Linked DNA regions of Homo sapiens: region 2 is linked to region 1. Evidence: read pairs that join two places in POLR2A ChIA-PET (ENCODE). Cell type or tissue: OCI-LY7. All regions are shown on one strand. Links, peaks and the distances in the headings refer to the core of each region. The heading gives the core; the rest is flanking DNA. Region 1 has its middle 12 kb from the start of LPCAT1. Region 2 has its middle 17 kb from the start of MRPL36.

Evidence for each region. ChIA-PET counts read pairs that join two places held together with the same protein. Peaks named below come from ENCODE experiments on the same cell type or tissue, not always from the same donor. Only the 100,000 strongest peaks of a DNase experiment are listed, where the experiment ranks them.
Region 2: POLR2A ChIA-PET joins it to region 1 with 5 read pairs; 1 of 35 experiments calls an interaction of 5 or more read pairs at or near these places.

What each region holds. Positions count from the first base shown.
Region 1 is chr5:1,533,288-1,538,662 of GRCh38, forward strand. No RefSeq gene overlaps it. Among named protein-coding and RNA genes, the nearest start is that of LPCAT1, 12 kb to the left of the region's middle. RefSeq lists a silencer at 3,030-3,167. In OCI-LY7, for the core only: no CTCF peak of the experiment used is centred there; DNase peaks (open chromatin) are centred at 3,194 and 3,714; H3K4me3 peaks cover 2,117 bases; H3K27ac peaks cover 1,430 bases.
Region 2 is chr5:1,780,041-1,785,415 of GRCh38, forward strand. No RefSeq gene overlaps it. Among named protein-coding and RNA genes, the nearest start is that of MRPL36, 17 kb to the right of the region's middle. RefSeq lists enhancers at 2,105-2,214, 2,555-2,614, 3,485-3,534. In OCI-LY7, for the core only: no CTCF peak of the experiment used is centred there; DNase peaks (open chromatin) are centred at 2,511 and 3,101; H3K4me3 peaks cover 1,664 bases; H3K27ac peaks cover 608 bases.

The DNA of each region.
Region 1 (5,375 bases), core at 281-5,280:
CTTTTGTAATCCCTACATCCCACCCCTACACATTTCATCCTCAGGCAACCCCTGTTCTACTTTCTGTTGCTGTAAGTTAGTTTGCATTTTCTGAAATTTTATACAAATAAAATCATACAGTTTCTTCTTTGGTTCCAATTATTTCACTCAGCATAACTATTTGAGGTTCACCTTTTTTTTTTGTTTTTATCAATCATTTACTTGTTTTTATTGCTGAATAGTATTCCATTGTATGGATATTTGTTTATCCATTCTCCTGTTGATAAATATTTGGGTTGTTTCTAGTTTGGAACTATTACAAATAAAGATGCTGTGAGCATTTGAGTACAAGTCTTGGTATGGATGTATGGCTTTCATTTTTGTTGGATAAATACTTATCAGTGGGAAGCTGGGTGATACATTTTGAAAGAAACGTTCAAACTCTTGTCCACAGGGGTTGGACCATTTTACATCCCCCAACCCAGACTGTGTATGAGAGTTTCAGTTCTTACATATTTTTGCCTACACTTAGTATGGTAAGACTTTTAGGTTTTAGGCATTCCAATACATATGCAGTGGCGTCTCGTTATGATTTTAATTTGCTTTCCCTTTGAACAATGACCTAGAACATCTGTGCATGTGCTCATTTATCATCCACAAATCTTCCTGATGTGTTCAAATATTTTTCTCATTACAGTATTTTTCTTTGTTTTATTATTAATGGGTCTAGAGAGTTTTTATATATTGTGAATACAATTTCTTTATAAGATAAGTGATTTGCAAATATTTTGTACCATTCTGTGGCTGCTTTTTCATTGTTTTAACAATATTTCTCAAAGAGAAGTTTTTAATTTTTTATGTTCAATTTACCTTTTTAAAAAACAATCATGCTTTTGATGTTATATCTAAAAATATCTCTGCTTAATTCAAGGTTATGAATAGTTTCTCTTGTTTTCTTCAAGAAGTTTTATAGTTTATATTTTATAATTAGGTCTATAATCCATTGTGAGTTAATTTTTACATGGTATGAGGTATAGATACGAGTTTTTTATTTTTATTTTTTTACCTATAGATGTAGAATTGTTCCATATCATTTGTTGTAAGACTATCCCTTCTCCACTGAATTGCCTTTGCAGCTTGGTGAAAAATTGATTGACCACATCTGTGTGCTTCTGTTTCTGGGCTGACTATTCATTGCATTGACCTATTTATTCATTTGGATGCAAGTCTTGACTACTGTAGTTTTATAATATGTCTTAAGATCCGGTGACATTAGTTCTTAACCTTAGTTTTTCTTTTTGAAAGTTGTTCCAGTTTTTTGAGGTCCTTTTGATTTCCATATGAATCTTAGAATCAGTTTGTCAATTACTACAGAAAAAATTCTGCAATTTTGAGATTATGTTGGCACCGCGCACAAATTTTGGGAGAAATAACATCTTGACAATATTGAGTCTTTTGACCCCCTGTCATGGTACATCTCTCAGTTCATCTAGGCTTTCTTTAATTTCTCTCAACAATGTTTTGTATTTTCCAATGTGTAAATCTTACCCATCTTTTGTCAGATTTATCATTAAATATTTAACATTTTGTGCTACTGAAAATGGTACTTAAAAATTTTTGTGAACTTGTGGAGAACGTATATTCTGCATCTGTCAGGTGTAGTGTTTTATAAATGTCAATTAGCTCAAGCTTGTGGATAATGATGTCATGTCTTCTATTTTTAACTGATATTTTTCTCTGATTGTCTTTACTGATGTGTTGTTCATATTGCGATATGGTTTACTTCTCCTAATTCTTTTTTCTTTTTACCTTTGCTTTTGGTGATTTGAAGCTCTGTTATTAGGTACACACATATTTAATTATGTCTTTCTGATGAGTTGAGCCTTTTAACATTATGAAATATCTCTATTTCTGGTAATACACTACGTTTTGAAGTCTGTTTTTTCCTGATATTAATAAACTCACTCTAGTCTTAGTTTTGCATGGTACATTTACTATCAACCTATTTGTGTCTTTATATTTAATATGGATCTTTTGTAGACAGTATATAGTTTTTTCTTGATTTTTCATTCTTTTTCTATCAGCCCATTTACCCCCATTCTTCATAGCACACTTTTAATGTGCCTTATATCTACATTGATTACCTACCCTATAAGAGAATATAATAATTTTTGCTTAGCCCTATGTATTTTAAAGAAATTAATAGTAAATTAATAATCACTTCATTTACTATTTCTGAAGCTCTTTATTCCTTTCTGAAGTTCCCTGTTTCCATAAGGTATAATATATGTTCATCCTGAAGAATTTCCTTTAACATTCCTTACAGTACCTGTCTGCTGCACGTGAATAGTTTTTTAAATCTGAGTTTTTAAATCTTTGTTTTGCTTTCACTATGGAAGGATATTTTAATGATTTTAGAAATCTAGGCTGACAGTTTATTTTCATTCCGCCCTTTAAAAATCTTGCTGCCCTGTCTTCTGGCATCTAAAAATGCTGGTGAGAAATCAGCAGTGATTTAAGTCTTCGTCTTGTGTGTGTCATGTGTCATTTTTACCTGGCTGTGCTCTCTTTTTATCTTGATCTTTGGTCTTTGGCAGCTTGATGTTAATCTTCCTAATTGTGGTTTTCTTAGAGTGTATCCTGCTTGTAGGTTTTCTGAGATCCTTGAATCTGAAAATGTACATCTTTCACTACACTTGGGGACTTACCTGCTACTATATCTTCGGATTTTTTTTCTGCTACTTTTTTTTCTCATTTCTTCTTCTGGAGCTCCTATTACAGATATATAAGCCTTTTGATATTGTCCCATAGGTTCCTGAGATTCTGTTCATTTTTTTAAAAATTTCCCTCTTTCTTCTTTATATTGAGCAATTTCAAATGATCTGTCTTCCATTTTAATTCATTTGTCATTGCCGTTCTGCTGTTAAGCCAACCCGGTACATTTGTATTTTCAGATACTGTATTTTTCAATGTTAGTTTCTCACTGGGTTCTTTTTAGTAGTTTCTTTTTCTCTGCTAATATGTCCCATCTTTTTATTTATTGTGAGTGTGTTTTCTTTGCTCTAAGCATAGCTGGAATGGCCGCCTTACAGCCCACATCTGCTGTCTCCGCACTGGCGCCTCAGGGCTTAGGTTGGTTGGTTGTCCTGTTCTTTGAGATTGGGTCACGTTTCTCTGTTCTTCATGTAGGACGTAGGAGCCTCTGGGGTGCACGTTCTCGCAGTGAATGCTGGTGGTTTCCCTTTGGTGCTGTCTGGTTGGGTCTGACTCACATGTGAACTCTGTCTCCTGGGTGGCAGCCTCTGTTTTGGTTCAGTTCAGTCCTTGGCTAAGCTGCTTTGGGTCACTCCACACCTGGTGATCCTGGTGTTAACCAGTGACGTGACATGGATAGAGCTTATGTACAGAATTTGGGGTTCCTCTTCATGTCTCTTCTCTTTTTAGGGCTCCCCCTTACCCTTCAGTGGATTTTCTGTCATAGTGTTTGCCACTCTGTGCTGTTCTAACCTCTGGCTCAAAGCTACAAAATGGGACAGTTCCCTGTGTATATCTCTTCTTACAAGGTTTACCTCCCATCCCCAATTTGCCAGCTTTTGTTCATTCTCCAAGATAGGTCATCAAAACATTAAAAAAAAAAAAAATTCTCAGGGATCTTGTCTAGTAGCAGCTTACACAGACACAGCCAAAGTGCAAAACTCCAAACTTATGTTTTTAAAAATGCCTGTTCTCTCTCCAGATATCTTAATGCACTTCACAAATGTTTAAAAAACGGAATCAACTGTAACTCTTTCACTTTCACTTTTAGTTCTCATCTAAGATAAACTACCATATAAATTGAGTTGAAAATCCACACTGATGAACTATTTAATAGGAAACAATATGGGTACTTGCCTACAATTTAGGCTTTTTCTGATTTCCAGAAAGGCTACAAATGAAAATGTTTGCTCAGACGTTTACTTTGTACCTGAAATAAGAAGGATGTGGTCCATCTGGTCACTGTGGCCCTGTTTGTGGTAGGGCTGGTGTCAGTATTCTAGCATCAGCGGTGACCTGGGTACTTTAACATGAATTATCTTCTTGTTTATTAACTCCATAAGGAAGTGTTAATCCCAGTTTTCAGAGGAGGACGTTGAATCTCTGCAGGTTGCACAACACACCCCCAGGTGTCGGAGGAGGCCAGGAACAGCACTGAGGTTGGAAACCAGGTTTATGCCTCGAAATCCTGTGCCCGTCCCACCACAGGCACTACCTCTCAAACTTCCAGGTTCTAAATTTGTTGGTTTTGTTCACTGTATGACAGTTGTAGATAGAAATTTAAAAAACGGAAAAGGTTGCCACAAAGCCCTCCTCATTTAATAAAATCTGTGACTCGAGTCTTCTCTTCTGAGCTGGGGTCGGAAGATGGCTCTTTCCCCAGGATGGAGCTCCTTTCAAGGGACACAGCTGCGGTTCCAGGGTCTGCCCGAGTGAGCCTCAGGGTTGGGGGATTCTGTAGTTTGTAGTTTGCTCGTGTTTGCATGGAACTCATGGCAGAGTTTTCCCTTGGCCCGTGTACTCGCTGCTTAGGGCTATCGTAACAAATTACCACAAAGCGGGGGTCTTAAAACAACAGAAATATGTCGTCTCACAGTTCTGGAGGTCAGAAGTCTGAGATCAAGGTGTGGGCAGGGCTGGTTTCTTGAGGGCTCTAAGGGACGGTCTGACCCAGGCCTCTCCCAGCTCCCGCCGCCCCGCCACCCGAGTTCGCGTGGCTGCTCTCCTGTGTCTGTGTCTACAGTTGCCCTCTTCTTTTTCGGATAAGGACCTCAGTCATGGGATTTAACGCCACCTTAAATCCAGGATGATCTCATCTCGAGATGCCCCTCCTAATTACAGCTACAAAGACCCTGTTTCCAAATAAGGTCACATTCACAGGTACCAGAAGTTAGGACTTGGACACATCTTTGTGGGGCCACTCCCCAACTCTACAGCCATCCAATCTCGTACAATTTGGGCAAAATCCATGACAGATGTTAGCGATGAAGTGTGGTCCCTGCTGGCTGTCCATGCCCCCTTTGCCACCTACTTCTCCTTGCTGTGGAGGGCAGAGCTAAGGCTCCCTCCTCGTGGCGCTGGGGAGTTCTGATGGCGGTCCAGGGCCCTCGCCACCATCACCTGAGCGCTCATGTTGCCCACACAGCCGGCCTCGCCGCCAAAGCCTTTCTCCCTCGGACTTCAGGTGGAGAGGCTGCTGCGGTCTCTCCCCCTCCCTCTGGGCTCTGGCCTCTCCTCCTTGTCTTGGCTGATGGCTCCCCCTCATCCAGCTCTGAATGTGGCTCCCTCCACGCCCCTTCCCTCTCTTCTCTGCACACCCTCGTCCTGTGTGCTCTGGACCACGCCTGTGCCTTACACACTGC
Region 2 (5,375 bases), core at 139-5,138, 250 kb after region 1:
TGAGGCTGAGGGGCCCCTGGCCACGGGTCCCATTCCTTCCCGCCTCCTGCCAGTATGGCCTCCCGAGCACAGGCCCTTTACCATCCTTCTGAAATTCTCAGCAGCATCTGGAAGGGAGCTGGAAACATGGCCCAGGGAGTGAGTTGCCCACAGAACATTCTAGTCCGATGCTGGCCCCAGCTTCCCTTCTTCTTTCCTAGGCTATGTGCCTTTTACTCCCAGAGGCATCCGGCCACCCTGGCTCCTGTGGGGATGGTGTCTCTCCCACTCTGTCTCTTCTCTCCATCCCTGTCTCTGTCATACATTCACGCTGCGTGATGGCTGATTTGGTCCAGCAAGAAGGTGGCGCTGCGACCCCTCCCCTCCAGAGCATGGCTGCCACCACTGCCCAGGGAGGGTGGGAGGAGGGACGCTCTGTTCTCAGTTCCAAGAGGATCACACTGAACCCCAAACAGGTCTGCTGTTGGCATCAGAGATGCCCGCGGAGGGACTCGGCTGGCAGCCCCTGGCTCAGGGATCAGCATCCTGCCAGGGGTGGCTCCCGGGTGTCCTTTGCTGGACTCCGGCCTCGCCACTTCCCTGAGGCCTTCAACATCCAGTCTTGGGGGACAAATCAGTTTCCGTTGATAAAAGAAAAACTTCAGCCAAATTAAATGTAAAGGAATTTAATTGAGCAATGGATGATTTGTGAATCGGGCAGCCTTCCCAGCCATAGCAGGCTCCAGGACTCCAGTGCACCCTCGGGCAGAAGAATAATTTTGGATAGAAAAAGGAAAGTAACGCACAGAAGATGGAAGTGAGGCCCAGACACAGCCGGATTGTTACAGGTTGGTGTTTGCCTTATTTGAACACAGTTCAAACAGCTGGCTACATGTGATCGGCCAAATCTCAGTGATAGGCACAAGTGTAGGCTCTGGCCTGTTTACACCTCCACTTGTTATAGTTGACAATATGCAGAAAAACCTTTAGGCCGAACTTAAAATATGTAAGGAGGCAGCTTTAGGCTAAAGTTGATTTAGCACCGTGCATTTTGAAACTCACATTGGCAGGAATCTCTTTTATTCACTTTCCCCAAGATGTCTTCTTGGGTCTTCCGACAGTGCCTCGCTGCACTTCAGGATCTTTCTCTAGGAACATCAAGCAGGCGACTGAATGGATAATGCATCCTCGTTCTCAGCTCAGCCCTTCCCTCTGTCAGAGGTGGGAAGGGCAGAGACACTGTTTCTGGAAGGTTCTTCTGTATCTGCTCTCCCACCGCCATCTCACCCTGGCCTACACCCTGGGACCTGGTTTCACAAGGACCTGGCAGAGCAGCCTTGGGACAGACCCCAGATGCTGGAGGACGGTGTAGCTGCCTCAGCCTCATCCTCAGCCTCACCCTCAGCCTCACCCTCAGCCTCACCCTTAGCCTCAGCCTCACCCTCAGCCTCACCCTTAGCCTCAGCCTCAGCCTCACCCTCAGCCTCACCCTCACCCTCAGCCTCACCCTCACCCTCAGCCTCAGCCTCACCCTCAGCCTCACCCTCAGCCTCACCCTCAGCCTCAGCCTCACCCTCAGCCTCACCCTCAGCCTCAGCCTCAGCCTCACCCTCAGCCTCAGCCTCACCCTCACCCTCAGCCTCACCCTCAGCCTCACCCTCACCCTCAGCCTCACCCTCAGCCTCACCCTCACCCTCAGCCTCACCCTCAGCCTCAGCCTCAGCCTCACCCTCAGCCTCACCCTCACCCTCACCCTCAGCCTCACCCTCAGCCTCAGCCTCAGCCTCACCCGCTCCCCCCCGCAACTCCACCAAGCCCCAGGACAGCTCTGAGCTGTGCTCACTCTCTCCTGGGCCAGGCTGCAGACAGCACTGCCAAGCCACCACTTCCCCACGATCTCAAACAGCAAAGGCTGCAAATGCTTGGGTGACTTTTTGGTCCCCAAAACTTTCTGGACTCACACCTGAGAAGGCACCTCTGAGGGAAGCAGGGCTGCAGCTGCCCAGACCAGGAGGGAAACTCCAGGGCTTGGTTGCTCACCTGGTTCCCCGCCAAGGTGGCCTCTCACTGGGGCCATTTAGCTGAGGGGGCTGCTGAGCTGGTGTGAGACCCCTGAGGCCAAGTTCCCCAATCTCCTGGGCTGTGTGTGGCGGTTCCTGATCCAGCTGTCCCCTCCTCATGTGTGAAGCACAGGTGGCAACTGCAGGCACCGCTCAGGAGCCTGGGGGGGTGGTGGTGTCCATGCAACTGCCGGTTCGTGCATCCTTGGTGCTGTGTCTCAGCAGGAGACAAAAATGTCACCCAACGTACCCCTCAGAAGAACCCCCCTGCCTCATCTGGTACTCCCCTAGACAACTCCTAAATAATGTCAGTCTCCTTGGAAGGGGTTAATAAGGCCCCTCACAGAACTTGGGTGATCACTTCAGAGCCTTTCGGCCTTAGAGTAATTCTGCCATTGCACCGTCACCCTTGGGAACTGTGAGCATTCCCCATGGGAGCACCCATCTTGTCTCAGGAAACTCACGTTGATCACTGCCCACTGGTTCAGAATAAAATATGGTCTGGACTGTTGAAGTGGAAGCCCCGGAAATGCTTAACGCCTTTTTCAGTGTTTTCATTTTCCTAAACGGGAGGGATCCTCCAGTGTACATATGTGTGCACACACACACACTCATAAACACACCACACATGCAAACATGTAAACGCACCATGAGAACACACATGAACTACACATGCACTGACATGCCATGTGTGCATGCACACACCACACATGCACACGTCTGAGCACACATACCACGCATGCGTGCACCCTATGCACTCACACACGCACATTCACACGTGCTCACATGTGCACACATGCACAGCATGCAAACATGCCACACACACACACCACACATCTGTGCACACATATGCTCTGCCCTTCCACATGAGATTCAGTTGTTCCCTTGCAAGCTCTTACCCTGGAGTGGGCCCTGTCCCCAGAGATCCCTAAGAAACAGCCACGCACAGTTTGTCTGAAACTGGGCTCTGGACACAGAGCTCTGGAAGGGGTCCCCTGCCTTTGAAAAGGCCACAGGACTCTCAGCAGCTTGTAAGGACTTGTGTGTCACAGTGTGGGTTTAAAACAAAGACGGGTCCCTCTGGTCTGTCAGATGCCATGACCAGCATTGCCCAGGTTGCTCCTCCTCTGGCTGCTAGGAAGGGTGAGGCTGGTAAGGCTGGATTACTTATCAGTGGGGGAATTTTTGGGCCTTTTGAAGTGGCTTTGTGAGTCTGGAGGCTCTGAGTTTGGCCCGGCGCCTGCTCTAGGGGTTGACACGCGCACCTATAAATAACAGCGGTGACAGGTCCCCTGTCAGTACCCGCTGATGGACGGCCCCTTCTCCCGCCATTACAGCCTTGTGACTGTGGGAAAATTAATTTAAGTGGTAGTTAATTTCTAATGAATTCCACTCAAGCGGCTAATATGGTCCCTCGGCGTTATGGTAACCTTCATGGATCATTGCATTATGTAAATAAATTCTACTTTATGCTGGTTTATTAAAAAAGAGAGTGAAGATTGGGAAGCCTGGTGAAATCTTCTCTCAGACGCACACAACTAACAGACAGCAGGGAGATGTTTAAGGAAGGGAAGCCGCCCAGCCCAGAGGTGCTTTCCTGGAAGGCTGCGCTTCTCACCTCTAACTTTCCAGATGGACCCCACTGCCCACTTTCAGGGCTCCGCATACATATCTCCAAATCTCCAAATTCCATTTTGTTTTGTTTGAGATGGAGTCTCAATTTGTCGCCCAAGTTGGAGTGCAGTGATGCGATCTTGGCTCACTGCAACCTCTGCCTCCTGGGTTCAAGTGACTCTCCTGCCTCAGCCTCCTGAGTAGCTGGGATTACAGGCAGGCGCCAACAAGCCTGGCTAATTTTTTTTTTTTTTTGTATTTTTAGTAGAGACGGGGTTTCACCGTGTTGGCCAGGATGGTCTCAAACTCCTGACCTCAGGTAATCCACCCTCCTCAGCCTCCCAAAGTGCGGGGGTAACAGGCATGAGCCACCACGCCTGGTCTCCAAATTCCTTGTGTCATCATTGTATTCCAAATGGAAAGAGGAGTGTTCTGCCTTAAACCACATGCAGTTCCTCATAACCCTCAGAGACAAACCTTGGGAGTACCCTGATCGGAAGCCCCACTCTGAGGACAAGTGCAGGCCGGAGGACCTGGGCGTGCTTCGGCTTCCTGGTCCAGCATGGAGAGGGACAGGCGTGCAGACTCCCCATAAATTCTTCCACGCAACCCTCAGCAGCCCACCCTGTGGAGGCCCCTCCATGGCCCTCCCTTGCCCACTCCTGGTCACTCCAGTCCCCTGGTGGCATTCGCTGAGGCAGAGACGCCCTCCACCCTGCAACTCTTTCCCGTCTCGGCACCCAAAGCCTTCCGTGCTCCCAGTCTTCCTCCAGTGCCTGGGCACCTGCTTTTCCCCTGCTGTGGCACCATCTTTTTCTATGTGGGAGTCCACAGGGCTGGAGCCGGGACCCCTTCTCTACCTACACATTCTCCTGGGGGACAGAGTCCAGCCCTTGGCTTTCAATATGCTTTGTTGGGTTGTCTAATGCTGCAGTCAAGCCACCCTAAGGCAGGACTTCAAATTCAAATAGTAATGACCTTGCATGTTGTTCCCAGGTCTGGGGTGACTGGGCTCAGCAGGGCTGCTCTTGTTCAGCAGTGGTCAGATGGTGGCTGTGGCTGGGGTCGTCTCCTTCATCTCACCTGGTCCTCAGACTGAGGCTCCCATACCTGGACTCCTCTGGCGCACCTCTGTCTCAACAGCCTCTCCGTGGAGCAGCCTCCGGGTCTGGCCACTGAATGGTCCCGGGGCGAGGGCCCCAGGACAAGCCCACAGAGGCTTCGTTGGTTTCCTAAGCTCACTTTTCATTGTATTGATGGAGATGGTCGCAGAAGCCCATCCATGCAGGTGGCGTGGGGGCAGAGACCTCACCTCCTCAAGGAAGAAGGGTCCAAGAATTCTGGGCACATTGCAAAACTTCCCACTCTTCCTGTGGCCTAGACACCCTGATCTTCACCTCCAGACTCAGGTCCAGCCTCTGGTCCTCTGTCTCGGGGGCTCACCCACATGGGCTGTTTGAGGGTGCTTTGCCTTCCTCCCGCTCAGTTTCCTGCTCACTGTGGGTTTAGCTGGTGGCAGGTGCTAGCAGATCAGAGCAAGACAGAGGCTTTGCTTCAGCTTTCCCTGCATGCAGCAAGCCTGGGCGTCTCGGGGGCCCCTCCACACAGCTGCCCTCGGCTCCGGGAGCTGCCCCTCCCCTGCCTGTCCTGTGACTCTTTTTAAACCCTGCTTTTATATTTATGAAAGCTGGTGGCCAGGTGCGGTGGCTCACACCTGTAATC